Linked DNA regions of Homo sapiens: region 1 is linked to region 2. A link is a loop called in an ENCODE intact Hi-C map of the cell type or tissue named here. Cell type or tissue: dorsolateral prefrontal cortex. All regions are shown on one strand. Each heading gives the region's core, and the rest is flanking DNA. Links, peaks and the distances in the headings are about the cores only.

Region 1 (15,586 bases), core at 312-8,311, 790 kb before region 2:
TGAAATGTGTTTTCTTTTCTATCTAGAAAGCCAGAGTTATCCTGGCATGCTAGTGGGTAAAGGGCAGCATCCAAGCCATGCCTCAGAAACGTTGAACTTTAAAAAATGTAAAATTGGATTAGCTGGGTGTGGTGGCGTGTGACTGTAGTCCCAGCTGCTCTAGAGGCAGAGGCAGGAGGATAGCTTGAGCCCAGGAGTTTGAGGTTGCAGTGAGCTATGATTGCACCACTGCACCCCAGCCTGGGTGACAGAGTGAGAATCCGTCTCAAAAAAAAAGTGAAAAGTGAAGATGGCAAATTTCATATGTGCAAGGATCAGATATGTTTCACTTCATTATTTATTTTTCTCTCCATATTGCGTTTAGGTAGTACAGGTGTGAATCAGGGTTTTGTTTTTTGTTTTTGTATGTTGAGGAAGTTAATTCTGAATGCTAGGAGTGGCATTGACACATTTCTTTTTTATGTTTCTTCCAGAAATTGTAGTAATTGGCTGCTTTTCACTTGACATGGGAATAAATTTTAGAGCCAGAAGAGCTAGATTGTAAGCTCCCTGAGGGCAAAGCCAATTTTCGTTTTCTTCTGACTTTCTCACAAAACATTTCTCATAGATCCTTAGATGTCACAGGCATTATTACTATTTGTTGAATAAATCACTAATGAGAATCTTGATCATTTGCACATATTCAAATTGTGTGTGAATGGACCAATATATAATAAAATGGAGGGAGAGAAGTGATTGTTAAAAGTTAGACTTGGCTTGCCTTTTCCACACTGGGTTCTCTTTAGGCCAATGGACTAATCATGAGGGTTTATAAATATAATCAGTCAAGGGTTTTTGTATAACTCAGACATTATCTACACAAGGCACTCTGCCCTTTGCTTTCTGCAGTGCTCTCCTGTCCTCTTTTGGAATGGGTTTGGAATTGTTAAGATTGTTAATTAACCATTTCTGGAGGTGGACTACATGTGATTTGGATACCAGACATCAGAAATAGAATGCTAAACTTACTGGAAAAGTATTAGGATTTGGGCCTGTGATGACATTGCTTACTTATAATGATGGATTTCATTACAAAATTGTGGGTTTTTTTTTTTTTTTGGAGATAGAGTCTTGCTCTGTCGCCAGGCTGGAGTACAGTGGCACGATCTTGGCTCACTGCAACCTCCACCTCCCGGGTTCGAGCGATTCTCCTGCCTCAGCCTCCCGAGTAGCTGGAACTACAGGTGTGCACCACCACCACCGCCAGCTAATTTTTGTATTTTTAGTAGAGACGGGTTTTCACCATGTTGGCCAGGATGGTCTCAATCTCTTGACCTTGTGATCTGCCTGCCTTGGCCTCCCAAAGTGCTGGGATTACAGACATGAGCCACCGTGCCCAGGCTGAAAAATTGTTTTTTATCATTACCGTTTCTAATTTGTTAGGCAAAATAATGGAGGTTCACTTTATATCTTCTAGGTCTTTAGTGTTCACTAAAAATAACTGGTAAGATGGTATATAAGTAAGACATGAGAAAGAAAGTTAAATTATTTTACCTTTGTTGGAAATTCCCTTTTGCATGGTGAGAAACCAACGAGTTGGCAAGTTGTTCCTCTTTGACCCAATTTCTTAAAAGCCAAGTTGCAACATATATTATATAATACAATGAAGTGTTTAGTTCTACCTTATAATGGTTTTGATGTGTTAAGTTCTGCTAAGCAAGCTTTGGTTTGCAGAAATAGAAATATAGACTTAGCTCTTTGTTTCAGCTACAGTGGTATTTGAAATATATTAAATGTTAACATAACCTTGTGAATTTGGGACTCGTGGAGAAATTAATTTTTTAAAATATTTTAAGGATGTTTGTGGGAAAACAGCTGAAATCTGAATAAAGCCTGTAATTTAGTTAGTAGTGTGGTACCAATGTTAATTTCTTAGCTTTGGTAATTCTGCTCTGTGAATGTAAGATGTTAACATTAGGGGGAAGCTGGGTGAAGGGTGTACTTGCACAGTTTGTATTGTTTTTGCAAGTCTTCTATAAATCTGAAATTTTTTCAAAATACAGAATTTTAAAGCACCCTTTGCAAAGAGTGGTAATATGTTTGTTTAGCAGTTAAGTTTATTTTTTCTTTTTCAGATAACTATAGTCATAGCATTTTACATTTTCAAGGTGCTTTCGCTAGATTGAAAATTGATAATGAAGAAAATACTTCAAATTTAAATCAGTGAGCATGAAAGAAATATGCTAAGAAATTACTATAACATTCTTAGTGTTCTGTATATGTAAAGAAGAATTGCTTGAGCATAATAAATTGTTCCGATCTAGAAAATTATAGGTTTTAGTCTCTCATGTTTTCAAAGGGTTATTTTTACAGATTTTAAGAAAAGAATCTATTGACATGTAGTGATATATGGATAAGTGTGTATATAATTTTGGTAATTCAAAATGAATTTTCTTTAATGAACAAGTAATTTGAATTATGTCTTCAGATTATATAAATTCTTTATAAATGAAGCATAGCCTAGCCTTTAGATTTGGTAAAAGTTGGTTTCAGAATTTAAGCAATTCTGTGACAATTCTAGAAAAGTCAATACCTTTATTTAAATTTTTCATAATTCTCTAAGGATTGTAATATATTCTAGGAATTGTGAGGCTGTATACAGTAGAGGAACTATGTATTAGATTAAATATTGTTTTCTTTCAATTTTTGTTTTAGATTTCATTAAGTTTCTAGAATGAGCATGTATTATCTAAATATCCCAAGGCTTAGTTTTCATTTAGGGAATCAGGCATTTTAATGAGTTTTATGCTTTTCAACAGTGAAACATTTTTCTTAGGGGTTATGTCCACCATGCATTTTACTTTAGTTCTGAGATTCTTCTCTTTGAAAACCAACTTTCCTATAGTTTCACTTTTTAGTGTGCTTACTATCTTTATGAATATAACATGCATGTTAATAGGCTTATTTTATAAGCGAGGGAAGGTTTAATTATTAATGTCTTTCCAACTCACAAACATTCTAAAAAGGTACAAAATAATGTAAATCTTGCATTATAAGAGGATGTTGCTTTTTTGCTTCCTAAAATACCGCGGTGGTTTTCAGTTTAGTCATCAGAAAGCCTGAGTTGACACTGTAGCTCTGAAAAACCCAGCAGAGAAAAATAAGTTGGGCTGCCTTGGGTGGAGAGGAGGAAAGATTTAGTCACCAAGCTTCCTAGTCTGTAGTGCCCCCATCATTGGTGAGGAGGCTGGCAAGGCCAGGGCATAATTAAGGGTCTGGGAGTATGTGAGAGAAAAAGACAAAAACAGGATGAGAAGAGAAGTGTTGTGTACTCAGGTGTGGGATGTGACAAGCTCTAGAGATCTTAGCAAGGGAGGGTCACTCCCCTTGTGCCCTCTTAGCTATGAAGGAGAAACACATGGAAAGTTGAAGGAGGGCCATGAAGAGTGGCAGTTGTGCAGGTAGATCACAGTGACATCCTGCCTCAGTGACGTTAGGTGGCTCTGGGGAGGGCCTGGGAAACTGCACCAGTGTTGATGGTGAGCTAGGTTTTAATCTGTGCTTCTCAAAACCTGCTGTCCACGGGGAGCATCTGGAGGCCTCCTTTCAAAGGCTGCTTCCTGGGGCCCAGCTGTGGTGATTCTGATGTCCACGACAGAGGTCCCCCAGCATCCCTGGGTGGTCAGGGTTTGTAGCCACAGTTGAAGAAACGTTGTCCTGAAAGAGGAGGTTTTTGTTTTGTTTTGTTTTGTTTTGTTTTGTTTTTTTTGAGACAAAGTCTCGCTCTTGTCCCCCAGGCTAGAGTGCAACTGAGTGATATTGGCTCACTACAACCTCTGCCTCCCGGGTTCAAGCGATTCTCCTGCCTCAGCCTCCCGAGTGGCTGGAATTACAGGTGCCTGCCACCACGCCTGGCTAATTTTTGTATTTTTAGTAGAGACGGGGTTTCACCATGTTGGCCATGGCTGGTCTTGAACTCCTGACCTCAGGTGATCCTCCTGCTTCCACCTCCCAAAGTGCTGGGATTACAGGCATGAGCCACCACGCCTGGCCCTGAAAGAGGAGTTTTTAAAGTGTTGTCCTTGAGCCAGCAGCATCAGCATTACATTGAAAGTTGTTAGACTTGCAACCCTCTGACCCTGAATCCGCAACCCTGGGGATGAGGCCCGGCAATCTGTGTTAGAACAAGCCCCCCATGGGATTCTGATGTGACCTGAGATTGGAGAACCCTTGTTCTAAAAGAACTGAGATCTTCTGCCTGCCCTATCAGCCTCCCTTGACAAGAGCTGAAAGAGAACTGGGGGTAAAAATATCACATCCATTCATTCACTGCTTAGCCTCTTGATTAATACGGCCGGTATTACCAACATGGTGATGTGATCGTGTTGTCTCTGGCCAGACACTGGGGAAGAGACTAAATCCAGCCAGTTGTAAAACTCAAATGAATAAAAAAGTTTCCTATGTTTTTACTTACCACGATGTAACAATTAAATTTTGTTGTAATGGTTAGCCATTGGAAATTTCCCTGGGTTGATATTTTGTATAGGAGATATTTGTTGGCTTGTTATAATAAGCATGCAGCCCAGTGTGCTTATTAGAATATTTAATAGTGCTTATTAATAATTCTTATTGAAATATTTAATTCAAATAAATATTTATTGAGCACTTACATTTGTACGGCCCCTTTGTGGATGGTAATGGGCAAGGATAAAGCAGGTATAGTTACCACACTTTGAGAAGTTATTCATTTATTAAAATTTCAAAATCTACTAAAATGGAAAGAAACAGGGACTTTCTCAGGAGAGAACTGGAAGTTAGTAGATGTAAGATTTGGAATTGTAATGTGGAATTGTGAAACTTTGCCTTTGGCAATAAACTCAAATTCCAAATAGAAAGAAAATAAAGGTTTTTCGGCCAGGCGCGGTGGCTCACGCCTGTAATCCCAATACTTTGGGAGGCCGAGGCAGGTGGATCACGAGGTCAGGAGACGGAGACCATCCTGGCTAACGTGGTGAAACCCCGTTTCTACTAAAAATACAAAAAAATTAGCCGGGCGTGTTGGTGGGCGCCTGTAGTCCCAGCTACTCCGGAAGCTGAGGCAGGAGAATGGCGTGAACCCGGGAGGCGGAGCTTGCAGTGAGCCGAGATCGCGCCACTGCACTCCAGTCTGGGCGACAGAGCGAGACTCCGTCTCAAAAAACAGAAAAAAATAATGAAGATTTTTCTTGGACATTTATTTAAAGTACTGACAATGTGTATCCTAAAATTGAGCCTAATTTTTCTCTGAACCCTCAAAGACAACCATTGCATCTCTGTCATTTAACACTCCAGGTAAATAAAAATAATCATGATGTCTTTTAACAGATTGATCCTGAGCGCTTTGTAGCCGGCCTTTCTGAGAAACAGCTGAAGAGTGCTTCCCTGCTGCCGGTTGCTCCTGCTGCCATCCGCAGCTGATCACTAGGTGTAGCTGCGTCCCTTAACCCCCCTGCCTGAGCCAAGCAAGGTCCAGCCCCATCCATAGATGGCTTCCTGGACAGCTAAAGAAAGGCACGAGAGCGGACTTTCATCCGCTTACGTGTGCATCTCTAAGTCTTTATTGTAAAATTGAGTTCTTTAGTGGGAGTTGTAGTTCCACTGCTACTTGTAGTGTAGTTTGTTGAAATTCAGCACTGATCCAGAGACAACTTTAGATTCACCTGCTACAGTCTTACTCAATTTTTTCTTTTTTCTGCTGTGTCATATGTTGCTGCTAATCTACATGTAGTGGTAAAACTGGAAGAAGTAGTATATATTTGCCAACTAAGTAAAGGGTTCATGTTAACCTTTGGGGCCTTCTTGTAGTAGACCAGAAAAAGCAGTGGTGTGGATGGCTCTGTGTAGGTGTGTAACATCTTTAGGACATGGCTTGTCTGTACTTTTCTTACGTCTGCAAGGAGTGACTTCTACAGCACTGAGGGTTTAGGTATGTAATTCAAGAAGTCATGAAAATCTGCCTGGAAATCTGATTCAGCCATTTTTCCTGCTTAAAACTCAGAAGACTAATGAGTCATCAAAAACTTTATATGAAATGCAAGTGTTGGGCTTTGGGTTAGAAGTCAGGGCAGGGTGGAGAATCTGATTGAAGATGGCTGTGTGGCTTCCTTTCGAAACTGGGGCTAGCAGGGGTTGGAAATGACCTTGCAAGCTAAAAGAGCAAGGATTGCAGGACATACAGGAGAGATGAATGAGAGGAGAGGAGTCAGAGACTTGTCAAAACTGATAAGGTTTTAGCATCTCCCTCTGAAGAAAAGGCCACTGTTTAACAGAATGATTTATTTCAACATGCACCAGCCAAAGCAGAAGCAAAGCATTTACTTTTTATGGGCTGCAAAGCATAAAAGCTTATAGAGCATCAGTTTTTCAGATGGGTGAATATTCATTTTAATCTCTCTTTCTATTCAATATGCAGAAAGCAGATTTATTGCATACAATGAGAAGAGTGCATATTAGTGTGGGTTACTCTGGGAGTCTGAGGCCCCATTACTTTTCCCTGGCTTCTAGCTATGGAATCAAAATGGGCTCACAGGTAACAGGTAGGCTTTGACAGAGGGTGAGAAGGAATTGGACCACACCCTTTGTATAGTCTGTGTTTTTTTGATTTTTTTTTCTCAAGGCGTCTTGCTCTGTCATCCAGGCTGGAGTGCAGTGGCAGGATCACTGATCATGGCTCAATGTAGCTTCGACTTCCTGGGCTCAAGCAGTCCTCCCACCTCAGCCTCCTGAGCAGCTGGGTCCATAGGCACAAGCCACCATGCACGGCTAATTAAAGAAAAAAATTGATAGAGATGGGGTTTTGGTACATTGCCCAGGCTAGTCTTAAACTTCTGGGCTCAAGTAGTCTTCAGCCTCCCAAAGTGCTGGGTTTACAGATGTCAGCCACTCTGCCTGGCCCAGCCTGTTTTTGATGGATACTATTTGTTCTCTCTTCTCTGTTTGAGTAGCTTGAGGTACTTTACATCATGTAATAAGCACATGCTTAAAATGAACTTAAAATGGACTCAGTGTGATGTTCCATCTAGATATACAATTATAAGGTGGTTTAAAGCATTCCTTTTAACATACTCATAATGTGTAAAACCAGATTACTTAACAATTTTAGCATGTAGTAGTCACTCAATAAATATTTGTTGAATGAATGAAGAAACAATTTAAAGAAGCTCCCTTGGAGAAGAAAAAAATCAAATAACTTATGCTTAAGGCTGTTTTTTTTTTCCTACTTCCTATCAAGTTTGACTTAGGTATCTCCAATAACCTTAACAATAGAACCAGGCTGTGTGTTTAGTGCCTGGTGCCATTAGCAATTTATAGGTGTATAGAGACACAGTTGCTAAATTTAAAGGAAAAAGTATTACCTTTTGTTAATTAAATATATAAAAGTAAGACTGTAGTTTTATTGTGTATAATAAAAATGTATAAATCAGTTATTGCTATAAAGTAGCATTTTGATATAATACTGATCACTAAAAAATGAAATTTACTATGCAGTAGATTTATCATGACTGTACTCTAGGGGGATTTGATTTAGTCACTGGTATATTAAAGGAACCATGGTATCACCAGAAAGAAGATTCCATGACAGGGAATAATATATATTATCTCTGCTGCCTTTTATTTCTGATATAGAATGAAATGAATTATACCTACACAGAGCTCAGACAGCATCATGATAACATCAGGCTCATCTTCATTACAGCAGGCATGTTCTCGTTCCTTTTTCATTCAGTGTATCATACTCTCAAGTGATAAAACTTAATAAAAAGAGGCTACTTTGACAACAACCTCATAAACTGTGTTTTCTACTTCCTCAACTTCTGAAGTCTTGAACACCAAATGTGGTGTAAAATTTCCACCATGAGTTCAGGTCATTGGCTCTCATTGGCATTGTGTTCTGTGTGTGTGTGTGTGAGGGAGGTTCTCCCTCGTCTCTCTGTCTGTCATCATTTTCATCCCAAATGTGTGACTTTTTAAAGAGCCTCTGCTTTTCTTTCTAATCTTGCTCAGTAGGCAGGGGCCCCTGTGAGACAGCTGGTTGAGAATGCTTGGTATGTTTGGAGTGCAGCATGCTTTGTCAGAGAGGGACAGGACACAGTGGGGGTCTGAGGCTGTGACATCAGCCATGGGGATCCCTGAGCTGTTGAAAGAAGGGCAGTAGTAGCCTCTGGTTGGATCAGGTCTTCCTGGCATTGAGTTCTCCTTCTACCTCTAAGTAGCCATGAGACCTTGGGTGTGTTATTTCATTTTAAAATACCCTGCAGGATGATGATGATGATTATGATGATGATGATGATAATGATGATTTTTAGACAGGGTCTCACTCTTGTCACCCAGGCTGTAGTGCAAGTGGCATGATCATAGCTCACTGCAGCCTTGAACTCCTGGGCTCGAGCGATCCTCCCACCTCAGCCTCCTGAGTAGTTGGGAGCATAGGTGCATCACCATGCCTGGCTAATTAATTTTTTTTTTTTTTTTTTTTTGAGACGGAGTCTTGCTCTGTCGCCCAGGCTGGAGTACAATGGCGTGATCTTGGCTCACTGCAAGCTCCACCTCCCAGGTTCATGCCATTCTCCTGCCTCAGCCTCCCGAGTAGCTGGGGCTATAGGCGCCCGCCACCATGCCCGGCTAATTTTTTGTATTTTTAGTAGAGATGGGGTTTCACTGTGTTAGCCAGGATGGTCTCGATCTCCTGACCTCGTGATCCGCCCACCTTGGCCTCCCAAAGTGCTGGGATTACAGGCGTGAGCCACAGCGCCTGGCCAATTTTTTTTTTTTTTTTAAGAGACAGAGGTCTTGCTTTGTTGCCTTGGCTGGTCTCAAAACACCTGGGTTCAAGTGATCCTCCCACCTCAGCCTCCCAAAGTGCTGGGATTACAGGCGTGAGCTGCTAATGCCCAGCCTCCTTGCAGAGTTATTGCAAAGACTAAATCAGAGAACCAATGCTGTGATGTCAGGGGCCCCTGGGGTGATAGGGCTTCATGTGTAATTAGTGGTCAGAATAAGACGGGTCCATCAGTCTGTTCCCCCATCCTCATGCAGATTACAGATTTAAGCATAGGAACCCTGTGCTTTCATAAGTGAAAAAGTGTTGAATATTGGCAATTTCACATGATTCAGACTAACACATCCCCTTTCTGGGTCCAAGGCTTTGATAGTTGTGGTGCTGGGAGGTTGTATAAGTGACATAGAAGTATGTGTATGTGGTTATGTATGTCTAGATTTTATAAACAGGGCCAACATTATGTTTGAAAAGAAAAAAGCCCCCTGAAATTAGCAAAATAATCATGTTAAAATTGGCATCATGAAAAGCCAGCACTGCTCGGTGCCATGGAAGGCCCTGCATCCTGGATACCTGCATTACAGTCACCTGAAGCACTTGTTAAAAATGCAGATTCCTGGCCCCACCAGACCTACAGAGTCAGAAACTGGAAAGAAATACCTCATATGATTTTGATCTTCTTTAAAGTTGAAGAGCTACTGGAAGGAAAGTAACAGTGACTCAGAGACCCTGCCTTTGTATTGAATTTATCACATCTACTATGAGGAGTGTTAAGAAAGCATCTGAGGATTACTATTAATACATGAATTTTTACATAGCAAACTATAATTGGCCAGAGAGCATTTCTTTTATAAAGCAGAGGCTTTTCAGCATTAGAAGAGAAAATGAGTTATGAAACAATTACATTATAGAAACTTATCTGCTTCGTATATATCTTGCAACTTGGTGACCTCTAGTAAATGTGGCATCACTCTGGAATGTTTAGAATATAGTGAAAGAATAAAGACATTTTGGAGTAATCAGAACACAGATGATTTTAGATCTCTAAATTTGCCAATTTGAGCTGCATTTTGAGATGACTCATTCAGGGAAGATCATGAGACAAGATGATCTGCAAAGTATTTTGGGAAGATTATTTTCCAGCACTTAGTCCTTTACTTCATGTTCATTGAAACATGTGAACGTTGTGGAATGATTTGTCTTAGGTGCCCCATAAGGATGGACCAAAAGCTTGGTGCTTTGATTGCAGTAGTTTTAAAAAGTCTCACAAACCTCAAAATGGGCATATTGGTCTGTTAAAGCACTTGAAATTTCCACTAGCTCATCATTTTGGCCAAGGAAGAAAGGTCTTTGTCAAAATGTCGTCTCTAGGAGAGGTGGCTCATTAAGTTATCTTAAATATGACATCTCTAACTAGCTGTCACCTCGATAAGTTGACATCTTTAGATTCTCCCTTGTAAAATGACATTTGATTCAAGGATCTCTCCAATATCTTAAAGAGTATGAGGATTGTCATCAGCTTATGTCTTAGTTCAGATTAGTTTGTCAGATGGCACAGCAAAAGAGAATGAGACTTGGATCATTGGGTCATTTTTGATAGGTGAGCATGGGAGACATGTCTAGAGCACTGGGTCCCATCTGAGAGAGTGCCTGATACAGCATGAGGTTGCTTGCTAACAAGAAGTGGGTGTTGAAGGGCTGTCTGCAAGATTTTAGATGCTTTGAACATTTGCCATAGGCTTCATCTGCTAAGCTATGCACTTAGCATAAGCGAAGTTCACTCTTTCTCTCTGTACTTGAGAATGTAGCTACCATTCACAGGTGACGCCAAAGGCTCTTCAGCAACTAGACTGTTAAGGCCTGTGGCTTTCTTCTTAAATATTGATAATATACGTAAGCCTTATTTCAGGGGCTTAGCATTGATAGTCATAAGTGATAACCATATATTGAGCACTAAGTATGTGCTAAATAGTGTGCTGAGAGGGTATGATATTCTCAAACTTATTGCCCCCCATTTACAAATAAAAGCTTGGCTGAGAGAATCAACGGAGACTTTGGGAGGTAAAGTCGTCTCCACTCCCAACCCAACCATGTCATCCGAACGTGGGGTACATGTACCATATTATGTCTCCCTCCCCATACATACACAGAGTAGTGTTTTCCTGATTTATGCTTTACTTTGATGCCATCCTCCTGTATTGAAGTGTGCTCTAAGAAAAAGCATTTCAAATGTAGTGTTGTGGCTGCTAGGAAGATATTAAGTGATGTTGTATTATGTCATATAAAATCCGTATGATGACCTTCTGGAGAGATTTCTTTCCGGTTCAGGGAAAGGTGTGATTCTCCTGTGCAGTCAGATTCTTCTCGTGGACACAGTGAGCAATATAACCCATCAACTTTCTTTTTTCTGTCGGCTGTTAGAAAGCCAGATTCAAATGCATGTTTTGTAGTAGCTGGAACTTTTATATTGAACTGAAAACCTCAGTCAAAGCTGGCCTGCATCAAACAGGGAATTTTTTGGCTCTTGTAACAGGTAACAGAGAAGGCCAAAGGTGGGCACGGGATTCCAAGTCTTCCTTGCTAAGCATCTTTTCTCTCTATGTGATGTTTCTAAGGAGTTACAGGCTAAATCCCTCTGGCTCCAAGCCTAGTGGAAAGAGAAATTCTCTTCCCTCATGGTACAACTCACTCCTGTGATTGGGCTCCAAGAAAAAAATAAAAATAAATAGGTTCTGTTACCAGTTGAAGAGTAGATAGTACCTGGACGAAAAGCAGCAAACTGCCAGAGCATTCATCTATGCAGTCGATGCTTGTTTCTGGGTCTTTTTGCTGGCCTGATTCTTAGTCACTTCTCACATCATTTTAATTTATTTTGCTGTATTTTATGTATCATTATAAATGCATTAAACCTTTTTGGGTGGTGGCAGAAAGTAAATTAGTTTCAAATCTCATCATTTGCATCAGTGCTCCAAATGTACCTTTTGTGTGTGCATGTTTCATTTACTTTTTTTTTTTTTTTTTGAGACAAGGTCTTGCTCTGTCACCCCAGCTGGAGTGCAGTGGTACGATTATAGTTCATTGCAGCCTTGACATCTCAGGCTCAAGTGATCCACCTCAGCCTCCAGAGTAGCTGGGACTCCCAAGCAGCATGCGGCACTATTCCTGGCTACTTCACAAAAATTTTTTTTGAAGAGATGACTTCTCGTTATGTTGCCCAGACTAGTCTCAAGCTCCTCGCCTCAAGCCATCCTCCTGCCTCAGCCTCCCAAAGTGTTGGGGTTACAGGCATGGGACACCCCACCTGGCATAAAATTTATTTTTTTAAAGCATCAAAATCTTTTGGCTAAGCAAATTTTACATAGGTAGAAATGTGTACAAATCTTTTGGTTAAATAAAGTTTTATGTGAACATATTTTTAAAAAGGCTATCCAAATTGGCAAACAAGGTATATTGGTTAGCTATTGCTGTGTAACAAAGCACCTCAAAACTTAGTGACCTAAAACAACCACCATTTACTAAAACTTAGTGACCTAAAACAACCACCATTTACTATTCTTCATGTTCTATGGGTGCCTCTGCTGACCTAAGTTGGGCTCGGTATACTTTGTGTATATGTGTCTCTCCTCGGTGATCTTGGCTGAGCTTTCTTGAAATTTTGCTGCTGTCCTTCTGTAGGCTGGTCTAGGATGTCCTCAGCTGGGACAGTTGGACTCTCGTACATGTGATCTCTCATTCCAAAGAGAGAGCAGAAGTGAACCAAGACTTCTGGGCTAATGCTTGGGAAGAGTACGTTGTCACTTCCACCTCTTCTCCTGGCCAAAGCCAGTTACAAGGCCAGCCTAGAATCAAGGGTGGGGAAATAGTCCTCACTCCTTGGTATGTGAGGCTGCAGGGTCACATGGTAAAGAGTACGGATACAAAAAGAGGTGGGAAATTGGGACTTACAGAGGGGTCTGCTAGGACCAGCACATATGACCTAAATGCCTCAGCTTCTCAGAACAGTTGGGAAATCATGGGCAGCATGGGAAAAAGAAAAGTTTAGGGTTGGAAGAACTGCGTTCAAGGGCCAGCACTGCTGCTTACTGTCATCTGAAGGGTGAAGTTGTTAACTTCGGTGAACTCACTTCCTTATCTGCAAATAGGGTCAATCGGTGGCATTCTCATTCATGGGTTTACTTCAGAGATCAAATAATATGAATTTTTTTCAATCCCTGTGTCCCTGGGTGAGTTCTGAAGGTTATAATAGCCTCATTAAACTTGAGTTCTCAAGGTGGCTGTGCTATTTCCTCACTGTGAGAATCACATAGCTTCTCTAGTCCTTCATCTGTGAAAAGGGTATGAATTCTACTTCCTTGGTCATCCTGTGTAAAACACAGTGCCCAGTCCAGAATAGCTGCTGTTATTGTTGGAGCCCTATGACTACAGAATAGCCTTGAGCAATAACCTTGCCTTGTATTTTTCCTTTATGTCTACAAACCCCAAAGGGTATGGTTTTCCTCAGCCCCAGTTTTTCTTCCATTTGTGATCTTGATTCATAAATTTGCTACCATTTCTCCTGGTTTCCTAGAAATAAGGAAAAAGGAAATGTGACAATTGCATGCCACCTAGGTGCTAGGTCCTTTACATATCATTTATATACTTCTCCAATGTGATCCTATTAGGTGAAGATGACAGCACTGGTATTTTAGGGTTTATGGAACTGAGGCCTCAACACATTTCAGGATGTCCCATGGACAGTGGCTACAGCTGATTTTAGATCCAAAAGTGCTCATTTCCCTGGGCCCAAAGCCTGTTTTCTTGTCCCTGTCTGTTGGGTCCAAAGCGCATGTTATAATTTTCAAGTATGGCTTAAGAATTTGGTACAGTTTCTCATTTTGATGTTAAAACAATTGTAAGATTGGCACAGCCCAGAAGTGCAGTGTACTTACTGCTATTTTACAGCCCTCTGAAATAGTAAATTAAAAGGAAAAATACTTAGCTTCTTAGTGACTTGACTGAAATTAATTGGTTAGAGAATTACTTATATTTTTCATGAGCAGAGGAGGGCAGAATGTTGTCTTTTCTCTGGTTACAAATCCCGTAGATAGAACTGTGTTTTTGTAATTTCTTGTGTTTTCCATCCGAATATCTGTTTAACGTGAAAGGTGCAAAATCCTTTGTAAATCTCTAGTCTGTATGCCTGAGTGGTCTTAGGGAGAAAATGCCAGTAAGGTAAGCAATAATTTAAGACCTTTGACTTCAAGTGGAGGTGGGAGGCCCTAGGAGACTGATGTTAATCACCTTCTTTAGAACAAATTTCATTGCCTTTTGAGGCTTGACAAAGTAAAGAAAACATGTAGATCTGTATTTGAAGGATTTAAAATAATCTAGTGAGTAAATTCTTACTTTATCCGCAATGGGAAAGAACTGTTTGGTATATAGTACTCTACAGTGGTTATGTACTTTGCTTATTTAAATAACATTCTTGCAGTGTCATTAGGGAGAATTACATCAAAATAAACTGCATTAACAAAAGTAGAATAAGTGAGTATCGAGAATATTAGCATTTTTCAGAGTGACTTTAAAAAATTATGCAATTATGAATTCAGACATTTTATCAAAATTATTTATGAAGTAATGGTCATTGTCAACAGATGCAAGTTTGTAAGTAAGTACTGATTTTGGAAAGATTCCTGGGCAGATAGAGATAAAATGAGGTGTTTGTCGTCGATTGTTAGGGATGAGAAAGACCTCAGGACTGGGCTTTAGGAGATCTGAGCTCTGATGTCTGGTTCTGCTGCCATGTAGCATGTGATTTGGGTCAAATCTCTTCATGGTAACTCAAGGCCCAGAAAAGTAAAATTGATACTCTAATAATACTTTTTGGCTACCTAAAATAAAGACGAAGATCAGTGAGAAATTGTGATTGTGTTGGCATTTTTTTTTTTCTCTTGGGATGCTTTCTGAATACATATTGTTTATTAGATTCTGGGTACCCCCACCCCAAGATTATTCTCTCATGCCTCAGTTCTATAAACGGAAACTAAACACAGTGGTGAGAAGTCCTCCATGGCTGGAAGAATATTCAAGAGTTGTTTGCAAGGCATATTCTTTTCCAAATACAATGCTTACCTAGCACTGAGAGTGAAATGAGGTAGAATAATATCCCCCTGCTGGACGAGGTATCTGTGCCTTCTGTGGGTGAGTACCCATTTATAAGTCCTGTGCTGAGGCCCTGGGAGCCAGGCCTGTGCTGAGCATTGAAGATATAAAGGTTTCCAAGATGAGGGTTTGTCGTTAAGGAGCTCACAGGAAAACTGAAGGGATATCCAAGCAAGTCGAGCCCTCTATTTCTCAACTGACATAGACAGCGTGGAAATTAGGGAGGGAGAGAGGAGGTTGCTCCTTCCCCAGGCTGGCCTTGGCAAGGGAGCTTGAGGCCAAGTGTGCAGGAGGAAAGATCCGTGGGAAAACTGCAGGGAAAGCTCTCCTGTGGTCACCTAGGTAACTAGGAGGTTTGCAGTTAGACAATAGACACGGGAGCTGCCCATGAGGCCTTTAGGCACTATTCAGGTTGATGCAGAGGGAAGGGAGAGAATAAACTTTTACATAGTCTTTTGAAATGGTTTTTAATTTTTTTTTCTCTTAAAACGGGATGTCTTCTAAGCAAGTGAGTTTTCGAAGGCTGTGGTTATCTTAGAGTAGATGCAGAAAGGAGAACATCTGGGAAATTGCAGAGAGGATTGGAAATTGCAGAGAGGAACGAAGTTTGAATAGTTTTTGTTTTTGAACTTGGTGGCTTGGCAGTCTTCC
Region 2 (15,649 bases), core at 3,908-11,907:
TATCGATGAAATACAAATCAGGCTTCAGAGACAATTCTTTATGTGCTATAAGTCATCTGACACTTTTGTGTCAGCCATCTCTCATGCTGCCACAGTGGCAGGATATTACAGGATCAAAGCAAATTTGCAGGTCTGAATAACAAGTGCTGCTCTGAGCACGCTCTCCTGGCTCCTCCAGGTAACTGCGAGCTGGGTGCAGATCAGCTCTTTCACATTGTCTAGCTGAGCCTATGGAGACACCTGTGCCTGGGCACCTGCCTCCATGGTCACCCCTGCGGAGCCCTGTCGCTAGCCTTCAATGGACACTCTTGCTGCTTTGCCATAATTGGCTGACCCTGGAAAATCCTCACTTACATCTGTGCCTGGACTTCTTGTCTCTTTGCCATTTTACTGGCCTGGGCTTGGGGCCTCTGTTGTGTCACTCTGTCACCTCTAACTTTGTCTGCCACAGTCTTTGGGGTACATACAGGTGGTCACCTGCCTTTGTATCTAAAAAGTGCTTCAGAGGGCAGGGAGCCTGCATGTGTAGCAGATGGACAAGTGCACCTGGGACCGATGCATCACAGCCTGAGCGGTTTTACAGTGTGGTTCCAGCACATTCCTACCTGCTCGGGTGTGCACAGCTGGAGTTTCCCGGCACCATCATTGGACGCAATATGGGACAGTCTCAGAGCTGCAATAGTCTGCCTTCCTTGTTCTGCTCACGAGCCCTTGAAAGTCAGTTTTTCTCCCGTTTTGCGCACAGCAGGTATATCCTATTCTTGAACAATTTGCTGAAAAGCAGTAAATGAGGTCCTTTCTTGAAGGCAGGATTCTTTTCTCCTTTCTCTACTTTCCAAATCTACTCCCTGAGCCCTTCCTCTGCCTTAGAAGGCTTAGGGTTGTCTGGCCACATAAATACATGAGTAACCACTGGGGCCTCTCCCAGGAGGATAGGACCAAAGAAACAGAAAAATCCAGTAACTGGTTTTAGATAGAGCCTTTACACAACTGCGTTCAGACTAACAAAGTGGCAAAGACATCAGTATCTCTACTTTAGTTTCATGAACTAAGGAAATAAATAAGGAGAAATGTAATTCAGTAGGCTACAGACAACCAGAATTCACTGCCTCAGAATTTTTTCACTGAAAGTGCCTGCCACATGTCTAAGACCAGAGAAAGACAGCAACTTATGCATAAGCTACCACTCCCTGTCTGTAGGACCAGGTTTCTAGCAGTGAGAAGGTGGAACGGGTCTGGACACACCTCTGCCGTGAAATCTATGCAAAAAAAACCCTTCATACCCGACAAGAAGATAGTGTGTCAGTTGCTTCCCTATGCCTGAATTACAGGTTTGTAGAGCTCAGGACAAGGAACGTGCATTTGGGTAACATTATTTGAAAATTGTGGGGGTGCTGCTGAGTTCCAAAAGTGGACTGGTCACCTTGGCCAATACTAGCTGAGGAAGCAGAGGTGAGTTAGCCCCCTGGTATTGCACTGGATTACTTGCTAGGACTTTGTATAAAGAAGCACAGTCTGAAACAGACGCACTGCAGGAGACCAGGGATGAACAGTGGGGAACACTGCCTGCAGAAGGGGATGTGAAAAGAAGCTGGGAGTAGATGTTTCAACACCCGACACTGTTTGGATTTACATCTTTTAGCTTTAGAGTGTCTACTGTAAAATAGAAGCAGAACTCTTATCACTTAAAATTGTAAGTAAACAGATGTCTTTATTCTAGAGTAACATAGCACATTTGTTATCTCACCAAAAATAGATTCTTTTCTGATGTTGTAGAGTAGAGAATCTGAAACCAACAGTGTACGTGTAGGAGCTTCAATCCATTCAACTGGTGGCATCATATACTTCACATCCTTAGGACTGCTTATGTGATGTGCAGTCAAGGATTGGGCAGGTCATATATCATGTCACTCCATCCTTCAATGCCTTTTGATCTGTTTAGCAGCTCCTTGTGACAACCTAAGGAAGAGGGTGAGGGTGGTGAGACTCAGATTGACCCGTGTCTTTTGTAAATTCTTCTTCCTTTCTTCCTTCCTTCACCCCTAGAGCCCTTTATTTCCTCAAAGAGATGAACTGGGACAGGTACGCACTTCAGACTGTCTCAGAGGCATTTAGCCCTGATTAATGCCTCTGAAATTAAAGCTTGTTATCTTCCTAATACTGATACAGACCATAAAGCATTGTGTGTTACAATAAATGGAGCACCCGGAGCTCTATACTGAGTGCTGTTCCCTTCTCGATAGCAGAAGTGCTGGGGGATGGTGACCACCACTAACAGTTACTGGACATTTCTTATGGGTAAGTCAATGTGGTGAGTCTTTAGCTCATCAGAGTGATTAAGAAATAGACATGATTGTTATTCTATTCTCCAGATAATAAACAAACTTAAAAGACATTAATAAATTGGTCCAACTTCATACAGCTAGTTAATGTGGGACCCAGGATTTGAACTCTGGAACCCATGCTCCTGACTCCTAAGGCTTCCAAAGAACCACATTCTAGAATCACATAATCAGATAACTGTAGGACTCAGAATACCTTTAACAATCATATGGTCTTGTATCCTCTTTTGCCAGTAAGGAAACTGAGTACTAGAATGGTTCAGTGACTTGCACAAGATCACAGAGCTAGATTGGAACACAGCTAGGATTAGCCCCAAGCCCTCCTGCCTGCCTGCCAGGCTTCTTTCTGTTACAGCACACTGTGTCATCATTAAATGTTCATTTTTAAGATAGGCTACAAAAACTTTATCCGAGGTTCTTAAAAATAAAATGTTATCCTTCTATCTAGAAGAAAAGAATATCGTGTGTGTGTTTCAAGAACTTTCCCAGGTCTTGACTAAGTCAGAGAGGTCACATCTTGGCAACTTGGGAGACACAGGAGACCCAGTGCCTGAGCTCACCAGCTCTAGGAACCCTGATATGTGCCTGTTATCCTGCCACCCCAGTCCTGAAGCTGCTGCCCTCTTCTCAAGCAGTGTGAAGGATCCAAGCAAGCCGCTGGTGATGGGGTTGCCAGACACCTAGTCCTGGGTGATCCCCGGCCCCAACTGCTCCCAGCTCTGCCATATCCGACCTACTCACACATCCCTTGTCGCAATTAGTTCGCACCTTGCACTTAGCAGCCCATCCCAGCAGGGCAGCTGCCTCAGCTGCAGAGAGCCCCATGGTGGTGGCAGTGATTACATACACCTACACAAAGGAACTAGGTACCCTTTAAAAACACTGCTCCTACAGAAAACCCATTCCTGTGTCTTCCTGCTCCTGTTGAATACAAACTTTCCTTCCCAATACAATTCCCTTTATTTCAAAGTGTAGCATCAAAGTGCAGCAAGAAGGGCCTCAGAAGCAGCTGACGGTCACAAAATAGTGACTGCTTCCTGCTGCTGTCGGAGGATCGCGCCCTCCCAGCCCCCACCTGCCAGAGCCTCAAGACCACTCCAGCTGCCCTCTGCCAACTCCCCAAGTCTAGAATATCCCTCTCTTCCATATCCACCCATAGAAACAGCACTCCATATTTCTGTCTCATTTGTAAGGTAGTTTCCCTTATGAAGCTTTGCATACCTTTCTTTGGAATTAGCATACTTCTGACTGCCAACAGCAGTTTTCATTTTTAAAATTTTAATGAACATTTACTTGTGCTGAGCATGTTCTAGGTGCTTTACAAGGAAAAGAATTGAGTTAATATTCATAACAACTCTCTTAGCCCATTTTACAGATGGGAAAATGGAGCCAAAGTCACACAGCTAATAAATGGGACCTGGCTTTGAACCCAGACAGTGCGGCTCCAGGGAATGTGCTCTTGACCAGTCAGCTTGCCCCTTATTCTGCCTTGAGTTGAGTTTGTTGTTTACACATCTGTCTCTTAGTGACTATTAGAACTATGTCTCCTTGCTCTCTGCATCCCCAGCAATGCCCAGTCCGGGCTCTGCTTGTCATGCGCTTTCAGGGCTGTCTGAATGACTGGCAGGACAGCCTGGACACCACAGCCCGGAGCTAAGCACAGGATTTCCCTCATTGCAGCCACAGTGTTGGTCCCTTAGGTCTCCTATCTCTTAATCTCTCCCAGCTTTACGTTATGTGTTTGTAAAATAAGGATAATAGTACTTACCCCACAAAGTTAATGGGAGCGGGCGTATAATCAGATAGCGTTAGGAGTTGGAATCGTTTTCACCAGCATGTGATCTAGTCTTTGGCACATAAGGAAACTGAGGGCCAGAACGGTTCTGTGACTGGCACAAAGTCGTAGATCTATACTGTGACCCTGACACATGTGAAGACTGACAATGACAGAAAATACGGATTTCTTTTCTCAACAGATATATCATGTACCACTCTAAGAAATGTCCTCTCTGATGTACCTGGCGGCATATATATGTATTCTAATAATGTCATTGCTCAAAAGATTTCTGAAGTTCTTATTTCAGAGTAATCTGTAGAGTAGTATGTGACACTCTCTGTTTATTGCCCTTGCTGGTGGCAAATCTCCCTCCCCTGGCAGGAGGACTTACATTTGGGGAATAGCTAAAAGTCAAGCTGAACCTCTTGAATAAGATGGGGAACAAGCAGTGGAAATAACATGTCTCCTGAAAGTCTGGTTGTAGTTTGAGTGATGCTGCTTTCTGATTAAGTTTTCATCAAGATGAGGTAAGAGAGAAAAGTAACAAGACAGATTTCTCGTGTGGTTTGTAGGATAACACTTAAAATTCCACAAGGGGACCAGGCTGCATGTTTCTTTACAGCTGATGAAAACCAGCGTTGTGGGTACAGATGCGGCCTTGTGCTTATAAGTATTGTATGCCCATTAAATAACAACATTAACGAATAGATGCAATTGGAAAACAGACGCTTTGTGAGGGTACTTTAAGGCAGGACCGTAAAGGCATGAAAGAGGGATTTACTTATGATATGAAGTTATTTCCCAAACTGAAACTATCCAGACTTCCAGAAGCTCTTGATGTAGTGCCAGTTTTGAAATAATCTTCAAGGATGTTTCCCAAGGAAGGTCCCCCTTCCAAATAAAGCCAGTATGAAAGGAAGAATCTAGGAAAGCTATGATAAGCCAGGTACTTAATCAGCAACTTTATATATACTTTAAAAAATCTCATCTAATCTTCACACCCTCCCTAAGAAGTTAATAATAGGATCTCATATTATGCATGAGAAAACAGGCTCGGGGTGGAAGTCATGGAAGTCACCTGCCGCATGAGAAGACTGAGGCTCAGGGGGTGTAAGTCACTTGCTGCAACATCACAAGGTAGATGGAAAAAAAATCCATGTGCATCTTACTCCATCACACTGAGACCAGAGCAATCTGTGTTCTCAGGATATTTAAATGAGTAATATTTTATTCCTGTGAGACCTCTAAACCAAAAGGTTTGGGGATACAATAAATCTGTTATCTTGGAAACAAAGCTGGCAGCTGCTCTTGGCTGGGCTCTATGTGGTAGCTGTGCTTCATGGCAGTGTTTTTGCTCTCACTATCCAATATCCATCCACCCTCTTCTCAGCGGGCCCAAACACAACTATTAATAGAAGTATGGATACTCGGTTTGGATATCTCTTTCAAAACAAAGAAGAGTCTCTTAAAAACTCTTGAGAAATCAAAACTTGTAACTGCCTTATTCTTTTTCATCCCTTCTTCCCCTTTAAAGTTGTATTTATTGGATCACATTATGGTGCCCCCAACTTAAGAGCTAACAAGTACATTTCTTAGTCCTTCTTCATCATGGGTTTCTTAGCAAAATGAGTACTCATGCGCATGCACATAAACACACCTTCAGTTCTGCCCAGACTCCTTCCTGTGGATGGGGAGAGTTGCTGACACAGGAGGCAGAGTAGAAACGCAGCAGCTTGTGCTAATGGAAAAAGGAGGATGATGGTTTCAGAGCATGCATTCTGCTCTCCTGCCCACCCCTCCACCCGTCTCCAGTTCTGCCCCCAAAAAGGCAGCTGAAGTCATTTCAAGGCTTCCTACTTTGTTTCTGTTCCAGAGGCCAAGCCTCCTGGTAAGACTGAGGAAAGCGTAAAGCACCTTGAGTTCCATCCTCCCAAAGGGCCCTGTAGCTGGAGTCAGAGCCTGCGTTTCAGCCTCTCCTTCACCACCATCTAATTTATTGCCTTGAGCAAGCCACTTGCACTCCCTAGGCCTGCCTGTTGCTTCTTCCTTCCAGAGCACGAGGAAATACAAGGAATGAAAAGGATCGAGACCAGCCTGGCCCTTGCTAGGTCTCTTCTGGGCAAATCACATGCTCTTCCATCCACTAAGTGAGGCCACAGATGTCAGAATGCAGCCATCCAGTGTGTCCAGTTCAAAGTAGAAACTGCTCGGTGGATGGGAGTTGCAATGATCTTGAAAATGAGTGTTTGGAAATTGACTGTCTCTGAGATTCCTCGCAGCTATATTTGATTTGAATCCCCTTCCCCAAAACCACCTATTGTGTTGGGAGTTAATCAAACCACACTGATAGGCAAATGGACATGCCAATCTCTCTCTCCCTCTCTCCCTCTCTCTCCTCTTGTCAGATAAGGTTTGAGGGAGAGAGGAATCAGCAGGGGTTCCCCCTAGCTGTCCCTCCACCATCATAAGCCATGCACAATTGTCAGTACTCACCTCTGCCCTCCTCCTTCTCCGGGACACCCTGCCTCCTCTCTCCAGGCCTCCATGGGCTCCTTGGCCTCTGAATTCCTGTAGACATCTAGAGTCCAGATCACAAAACAATCACTTAATAGTCGGAATTTTCATTTGTTCAATTTCCATTTTTGGATAAACTGGGCACATGGCTAAATGTTTTCATCACATTGTATCAATTAATCCAGTGGTTCCCAAATGTATCTACACTTCAGAATGGCCTGGGGAGAGGGGGGCTTCAATAAACTACTGATACCTCTGTCCCACCCCAGAAATTATGATTTAATTAGAGTATGGCCTGGGCTGTAGAATTTGTTAAGACCTCCCTCCCCCCAGCTAAGTGATTCTAATGTGCAGGCAAATTTGGGAACTGCTGACTTCTTAGAACTCTCTGCCATAGGACTTATAATCATGTCCTATTTACAGATGAAGCTCCTGCAGTTGAGCAAACTCCAGTGAGCCCCTCAAGCTCACGTCCACACTGCGTGAGAGCCAGCACTCCAGCCTGGCAAGACTGCAGCTGTGCTGTCTCAATCCTTGCTACCCACAGTGTGGTCCAGAGACCACAGCATCACCTGGGAGCTTGTTCAAAGCGCACATTTTCAGGCCCCACAAAGTCAGACCTACCGAATTTATTCAGAATCCCTCCAAGGGAGTCTCATGCCTGCTTCACTTTGATAACGGCTGCTGTAGTCATGTCAAATGCCCTGAAGGTTACAGTCATGTGCTGGCAGCCTCGGGAGCCACAGCTCTGGCCCCTAGCCATCCTCTGACTTTAATTTACCTGAGTATTATCTGGGCTGCTGGTTTAAAATGACCCACCTCAAAGATCTTTTTTCAGGAAGTTAGAAATCCTGGAGTTATAGCGTTTCTGTGCTGTTTCGTGTTTGTGAGTTTTAAAGCCAATAAGGATCACCCCTTTGGAGCAGGGACCACACATCTATTCCTGCCGCCCTCTGGCAGTAATGAGCAGGTGGCAGGGCTCGGGACTGTTAGCCTGATTGATGGCCTGGTGGAACCACCACCAGGGCACTAAGGTAATTAGACGATCTGTTTCTGGACCTTGCTTTCTGGGCTGGAGGCTGCCGCCTTACGTGATTAGGATGCGTGGGAGGCGCCGCCTCTCCTAGAAGCTGTGCAGGTAGCGCTGGGCTGCAGGAGGCAGCCAAGCCAGGCGCACGATCAGAGCAGGGACGCCTCCCGTTCCTTGGTTCCTGGGCTCCAACGGGCACCTCCAAACCAATAGTTCCAGCATCTCTGTATGCAGACCTTAGAGGACAGGAAGCGACTGCGAGCCCCACACTCTCCAGACACGGAAACTCTAAATGCAGAGAGAACGAAGCATATTTTGTCTTCCTTTTCCTTTTTTTTTTTAAGCAAAATAATAACTTGACACAAGTCCAAGTAGTTAAAAAGATACTAAAAGAAACCCAATTTAGAAGGGCTTTTAGTAGGCTGAAAACAGATGTGGCAAACCATTTCGGGATATTCTGGGAGATGAGATGGGGAGGACCGGATTCGAAATGCCTGGGCCGCCTGTTCTGGGCCCGCCCCGCCAGGTGCCTGTGCTCGGGAGGGGCCTTGCCCAGCACGCATTCTAGAAGGAAGCGGCCCCGCGCCTCCTCCCTCGCAATTACCGCCGGGTCGGAGGCATCCGGGCGGTGCGAAGTCAGCACCGTGCCGAGCAGTTGAGAGCAGACGGTGTTTTCTTTTCATTGTTCCCTCGCTTCGCTGGGAGAGCGGCGGCACCTGTTCCGCGGAAGCGCGGCCAAAGTTGGAAGCCCTGGCGGCTGCTGCCTGCAGCCGACGCGCGGGGGCGCCCGGCTTCATCCGGCCGCGGGGGACCAGGAGCCTGAGAGCCTGGAACTGGGTGCGGGGGGACAGCCAGCCCGAGAGGGCCCAGGGTCGGATTTCGGATGGAACCAGAGCTCGCTCCAGGGAGTTGAAGGAGTTGGGAGCGCATCTCCCAATAATCCCAAAGAAACCGAGCTTTCAGTGCATGCAAGGGGCATTTGATTTCCCTCATTTCTGAGCACTGAAGCACTCCACTGTCATATTTTTGAAATTCGAGAACAAGGAGGTTAAAGAGTCTAAATGGAAGACTAGGTGACCATCCAAAATATCATACATCAATTGCATCTTGTAATTAGTAAAATCATTTTTATTACTTAAGGTAAATCTTGATAAGGTGTTTTTATTAGGTAAGATAAACCTGGTATAACATACGTTGCGGGTGTGTGTGTTTTGTTCAGTTGTCATTTTCAGAGAAATAAATGAATTTTTAAAGTGTATATTTATTCATCAATAATTATTTTTAAAGTGTGCCTGTATACCATATATGTAGTTTTATATCTATCCCACTACCTTCTGCTTGCATAACTGAAGTCACAAAAAGGTAAAAACTAATCCCCCAATATACAGAAGAATCTAGTATGTCCCATAAAAGCATCTTTGCTAACTGGCATCGTGAAAGTATGGTGCTGGACACTCTTGAAATGAAATCATTGTTACTGTCAAATTAGACATCTCCACAAATATACATGATCTGCTCAAACTGACTTTACATCTGGGAAAGGAGAAATTGTAGGTCTCTCTTACTCTGGGATATTTTTGATAGAGCAAAGGTATCCATGATGTAAATTTCTGAGATATTATAGATAAGCCCTTTATAAAGTCACAAATAATATTCCCATAATGAGGGGGGAAAAGATTCCAAAGAAGGCTGAGCACTTACTGAGGGCAGGGACCATCATTGTCTCCTGCTTTACAGTATCTGCAACTCCTAGCATATCTGGTTTACGTCTTGCCAACTAAAGGTAATGAGGCTTCCCTGGAAGGGCACTGAATCCATGGCCAGAAAGTTTCACAAGGAGGCAGCTGAAATAACCAGCCACATAGCTCATGGGGGAACATCAGTGCACCTCAGGGGGTTGGCATTCTGGGAGAGGTCCTCTCAGCTCAGATTTCTTTTGTAAACTTTCCCAGTCTGGGACTTTCCTTCCTACACTGATCCTATGACTCTGCATAAAATTCAGTTTTATATGTATACATTGCATATTTAGTGCACACAGGACACAGCGATCAGGTGTTGCAGGGTTTGCAGAAATAAGCAAAACAACACCCTTTATGTGCTGGCCAGGAATAAGTTTACAGTCAAACAGTGCAAGAAGGGCATCATACCAGGGTCAGAACAAGCATGTTTCATCAGGGCAGCAAAAAGAGCTCACATCTATGGAGGAGTCTTTGAAGGAGTGCAGCGTGTGAGATGTACTTTAAAGAATGCAAAAAATCTTCAACTGGGAAGAAATGGATGGGAGGAGAATATTCTGAACAGAAGGAATGGTGCGAGTAGGAGTTTGGATCATGGGGTATGTTTGGGGAACAGGGCAAACACTTGTCCTTGAACATAAAATATATGTGCATAGAAAAGAGAGCTATAAAAGATAAGGCTGGAAATGCTGGTTGGGGCCATATTTAAAAACTCGTTCTTACCTGCCTGGCCAAATAATTTGTATTTAGTTTCAGAAAGTAGTTAGAAATAGGAGATTCTTGAGCAGAACAAGTAAATAGCACTGGGATTACACATTGAGAGAGTTTTTGTGGTATTGGGACACATAGAATGCCCATGCAGGAAGACAGTAGAGCCTGAATTTAGGATTGTGGCAGAGGGATTAAGAAGTTGGAAAATACACTTTGAGAGCTGCTTCAAAGACACTCCTAGCCTTGGCAAATGGTTGGGTTTGCGAGAAGGAATGGGTTGGTTAAGGGAATCATAGCAGTCACATAGGAAGTCAGGAAGAGCGCAGTGACTGTGGGGCAAAGAATTCTCTTTTAGACTTATGGTCTTTGAGGTGCTGGCAGGACCTCCAAGGGAAGATGCTCACAGAAGAAGTTAGAAATCAAATTCAGAAGGTTGGGCACAGCGGCCCATGCCTGTAACCTCAACACTTTTCGAGGCCAAGGCAGGAGGATCGCTTGAGGCCAGGAGTTCAAGACCTGGCAGCATAGCAAGACCCCATTGCTATAAAAAATAAAAGATTAGCTGGGCATGGTGACATGTGCTTGTAGTCCTAGTTACTTGGGAGGCTGAGGAGGGAAGATCGCTTGAGCCCAAGGATTCAAGATTATAGTGGGCTGCGATCACGCCACTGCACTCCAGCCTAGATGGCAGAGCAAGACCCTGTCTCTAAAAAAGAAAACAAAACAAAAACAAATAAAAAACATTAAATTCAGCACATGGAGAAACAGGGCTAGAGTTACAGAATAGAAATTCATCCATGGAGGGGCAGGGACAGGAATAGATGAAAATGCCAGGAATCCTGGGGAGGCAGAAGAGGCCAAGGACAGAGCTTTGAGGTGGTCACGTGTTCCTGCCCAGCCTCTGGTCCTGCTCTCCTCTCGTTGATGTCTAGAAAAACATTCTTACCAAAAAAAAAAAAAAAAATACAATTTGCTAGGAGAATTTCAAAAATATGACAGTGGAGTGCTTCAGTGCTCAGAAATGAGGGAAATCAAATGCCCCTTGCATGCAAAATTCTTCCACCTGAGATTAGTTAGAGGCTTCAGACAATATGGAAAGACAATTTCAGATTTTAGGAAGTTTTGTTTATTGAATTTATTTATACTAAAATGAATCTGTAGTTCTAATTTGGGAAAATGACTTAGCTACTTCCTTCAGAAAAAATATAATTCTAATCTTTAGTGTTCAATCTGATTTTCTGCCCACTCCTCCTAAAAAGTTTTCAATCACTTTCTGAAACTAGAAATAATTCAAAAGAAGAGCTAAAATATTGCAAACTTCCTTCACAGTTTATTTTTGCAGGCCGTTCTCTGAGTAGAGATGCACAGGAAATGAATGGTTACAGTAACTGGGATGTTTGTGGTAAAAATACAATTTTTTAAACTTAGACCATTTTTCCAGGTTTTACGTCTCCCATAACTCAAATATTGTTTTCTTCTGAGAAGAATAAAAACACAGGTGATCTACAAAAAATAGACCTTCCTCTTGAGTATACAATTAACTTTTGTGTGCAAATTTTGTCCTATAAATCATAGTGTGACCCATCATGGGAGGAACTCCAAAAAAACCAAACTGTAAACCCATAATTTCTTTTATGTTTTCTAAAGGTCAAATGCTGCAAATACTGGCCAGATGACACAGAGATATATAAAGACATTAAAGTTACCCTAATAGAAACAGAACTACTGGCAGAATATGTGATAAGAACATTTGCTGTTGAAAAGGTAAGTTTTCATACTGCTTTTAAAAGCTATGGTCAGACACTAGTGGTACCATACTAGCCTCATTAACTTACCTAGGATACTTTACACATGCTCATATCTCAATGCAGGTAGGCTCTATCTGATGGTTTCTCAAGATTGCATCTTGCTCTCTGATTCTATAACAGCTCAGTTCCATCTTTAAAACAAATCATTCTCATTTCATAAGAATCTATATTTTGCAAGTAAACCAAAAGTTAATGTCTATTTGTTTATTTTCTTTCCCTGGTTGATATTGTTCTGCCCGTCTCTCTTTCTTTGTTCACAGAACAAAGTTTGCTAAATTTTGATAAATGTCCTTCCAGTTTGGTAAATTTCCTTCATGGTGTATGTCGATATGCATTTTCCAGTAGGGAGTTAGTATCAGTGTTGAGACACAGGTCCTAACTCCTCCTGGAATCTCTCACTTCCTTGTGGCTTTCGAAACCTCTGGTTTAATGTGGACTGATGGATTTTCCAGGTGGAAGTGACCTACCTGGAAACCTAAGTGACTGATCTCCATCAGACATGGGACACTCTTGCATGAACCAGCGCATTCATTCATGCTCACTCCCATACTGGTTTTCCCCTTTTGTAGTTGCTGGTGTTGGGTCGGTGAATGTTCTGCTTTGGTTCTGCCCTGCCTCATCCCATGTGCATGGATGGGGCTTCTTCTCTGGGATGCACTGTAGGGCATAACAGGGAATTTCCTTATTCCCCCTCTTTCTGCTGACATAGGGAGGGGCCGGAGGTGAAGCAAACTGCAGTCCATCCAGAGAAGTGTCACAGGTAGGCTCTGGGGAAAGTGGAGGTGATGTGGCTGAGGAACACTCTGCCTTCCAAAGATCCACAGACTTTTCTATCCAGAGTTGATTCTCCATAACCGAGCCCTGCACAGCTGCCCTGGACTTAGGGATCTTGGTGTGAATTTGTTAGCTTCTACTCATGTAATAGTAGCAGGTCTTCTTGGAAGACCTGGGTTATAGGCAGATTGCTAGGGAATTGGATTTTGGCCTTCCTCTCCACTCTATATTCTTTTTTTTTTTTTTTTTTTTTTTTTTAAGACGGAGTCTCGCTCTGTCGCCCAGGCCGGACTGCGGACTGCAGTGGCGCAATCTCGGCTCACTGCAAGCTCCGCTTCCCGGGTTCACGCCATTCTCCTGCCTCAGCCTCCCGAGTAGCTGGGACTACAGGCGCCCGCCACCGCGCCCGGCTAATTTTTTGTATTTTTTTTAGTAGAGACGGGGTTTCACCTTGTTAGCCAGGATGGTCTCGATCTCCTGACCTCATGATCCACCCGCCTCGGCCTCCCAAAGTGCTGGGATTACAGGCGTGAGCCACCGCGCCCGGCCTCCACTCTATATTCTCACTGCATCTAAATGCGCTTTTTAGATGAACAAGACCAGTTTTAGGAAATCAAGGAAATTGCAACATCTGCTTATTGGCTAATTTAGTCTGATGTTTTGAACTACCTTTCCTGGTTTGCAGATCCAAATTTGTCATAGAATCACAAAGCTGGAAAGACTTTATTTTAATCTGTTTCTCATACTATTTAGCATTTTTTTTCTTAGCCTGTCTTTTTTAATAAGCAGGCAGAAAGCTTGGAGACTTCAAAGAATGAGGAGTTCTGGTTGACTCAGTTCTTCAAGTTCTGAACCTCACACTTTGATGTCAATTTTTTCCTTCTTAGGCAGAATTGGAAAAAAAAAAAAACACATGGAGGATTTTTGTATGGCTGTTGGCAAGAGCACTCATGAATAACCGCATTAAAACAGCGATAAAAGACCCTCAATATTTTTTTCTTTAAAAAAAAATCCAAAAGCCATCATTTAAACATGGAGTTTTTTTGAACAATAGTCAGCTCTCTAATAAGCTGAAAATGCACCTCTGTAGCTAAAGGAAGGGTTTGTTTGTTTCTTTCCTCTTTTTTTTTAACCTCTTATTGTACTCCCCTGAATTCCCAGCTGCACAGAAATGTGTCTGAAATATCCAGTCATTTTAGTCACTAGACAACCAGTGAAGAGGTGGTGGAGGGAAGAGAAGGAATAAGGAGCTTGTTAATGCATTTGGGGAAATCAAAATGACACATTAGTGATTTTCTAACCGGGCAATTGGAATCTTTAAGGAAAACAAATCATTAGTACTTTTGTAGAGCATTTCTTATAGGTTTTAAACTTTCTCATTAGAAAGGAAAGAAGAGAACAGGTAAGCATGTACTTTGAGATGCCTGCAATTCTGATTCTATTTTGAGAGCATGTTGCATCGAGGGACCTAAAGGTGAAAGTGGATTAGGGCTCTGCTCTGCAAAACAAGCAGATGCAATGCACTTTGGAACTCATGAATTCCTGCTTTGCATCTGATTGTTGTCTTTTATTTCCCACATAGCTGATGATTCCAAGCTAAACAGATTTTAAATAATACACAGTACCCAGAGTGTCAGAAGGAAGACACCCCTGAAGTCTCCATGCATTTAGGCTGTCTGGTGAATCTATCCCTGACTATTCTGGGAGAAACAAAGTTGACAATGGTCACTGAATTCTCGCTACCCAGGAGCTGCCTAGGATTCAGAAAGGGCATGAGAAGATGATCCTCCTGTCTCCAAGACAGAACATGTATTATACAAGACAGAACATGACTATTCATTTCACAAGTATTTCTTAAGCACCCACTTCAGGCCAGGGACTATTGTATGACTTGGATCAAAATTAAGTGACTAACTGGGTGTGGTGGCTCATGCCTGTTAATCTCAGCACTTTGGGAGACTGAGGCTAAAGGATCGCCTGAGCCCGAGAGTTCAAGACTGCAGTGACCCATGATTGCGCCATTGCACTGCAGCCTGGGCAACAGAATGAGACCCTGTCTCGGAAAAAAAAAAAAAAAATTAAGTGACTCTCACATTTTTGTATATAACATTAATGCTTGTTATGATGAAAAACCAGGAAGTAATAGTATCAAATTGGGAGGTATTTGGGCTGTGATAACTGATGACATCTATGATGTTCTTCCCCAAATGTATTACATTCCAAAACAGAAAAAAGGAGACACTGCTATGTCAATGAACAAGAATGAAAACTGGATCAGAAGCCGTTTCCTTTGCCACTCTTGTCAATAGCAAACATATTCAAGGGTGGAGGTTTAATTTTGAGAAATGTTTTCTACTTTCCAGAAACTGATATTTACCTTGCTCAGAAAAAGAGTCTTAGATCAGTTAAGAGCTGTAGTTCAGCACTTGAGGTTGCTGGAACTGAAATCTAACAAAGCTAGAGAGAGAAGCACACCCCATGCTCCCACTCCCCAAAAACCCCACACCCCAAAAACCCACCAGGACATGGAGAAAGATATGCCCCTTTTTTCCCCTTTGGAATAAAGTATTTACCGTCAATAAGCTTTCCCAGTTCATATATGGGAATGCATACCACCAAAATGGGATCACTCCTATGTGGGTCATCATGCAGAAAGCTGGGGGAGCTTTCTAGGGGTTTTGAGGGTGACACAGCCTCAGCTGTATGTTTTCTAAGGGAGACCATGGCACTGGCAAACATTCCCTTGGTTTTAGGGATAAGGAATTTGGGCTCCTAACCACCTAATCATACTACTCTGGGATCACAGAGCCTATTTAGCAGACAACAATATTGATTTGCATTTGTGAATCCCCGACTGCTTAATTCCTTATAGCTTAAACTCTAGTAAAGAATGGCATTTTCACAGAGAAGTAAAGCTTCAGCATTTGTGGGTTATTAAATGAAGACATGTTAACACA

Evidence for each region. Peaks named below come from ENCODE experiments on the same cell type or tissue, not always from the same donor. Only the 100,000 strongest peaks of a DNase experiment are listed, where the experiment ranks them.
Region 1: a loop joins it to region 2, with 2.9 times the contacts of the local background. A loop is called at or near these places in 3 of 110 quality-filtered maps.

Annotation. Positions count from the first base shown.
Region 1 is chr18:7,569,859-7,585,444 of GRCh38, forward strand. All of the region lies in intron 1 of PTPRM (protein tyrosine phosphatase receptor type M), which reads left to right. Among named protein-coding and RNA genes, the nearest start is that of PTPRM, 10 kb to the left of the region's middle. RefSeq lists an enhancer at 7,839-8,595. In dorsolateral prefrontal cortex, for the core only: no CTCF peak of the experiment used is centred there; no DNase peak of the experiment used is centred there.
Region 2 is chr18:8,359,133-8,374,781 of GRCh38, forward strand. It overlaps PTPRM (protein tyrosine phosphatase receptor type M), which reads left to right. Exons shown (of 33, transcript NM_001105244.2): 24 at 11,758-11,874. LOC100192426 (a long non-coding RNA gene) reads right to left here and starts at 7,902. Exons shown (of 4, transcript NR_024419.1): 1 at 7,725-7,902; 2 at 6,613-6,697; 3 at 5,777-5,857; 4 at 1,688-1,959. RefSeq lists an enhancer at 8,215-8,715. In dorsolateral prefrontal cortex, for the core only: a CTCF peak has its summit at 8,444; a DNase peak (open chromatin) is centred at 8,389; H3K4me3 peaks cover 927 bases; H3K27ac peaks cover 1,684 bases.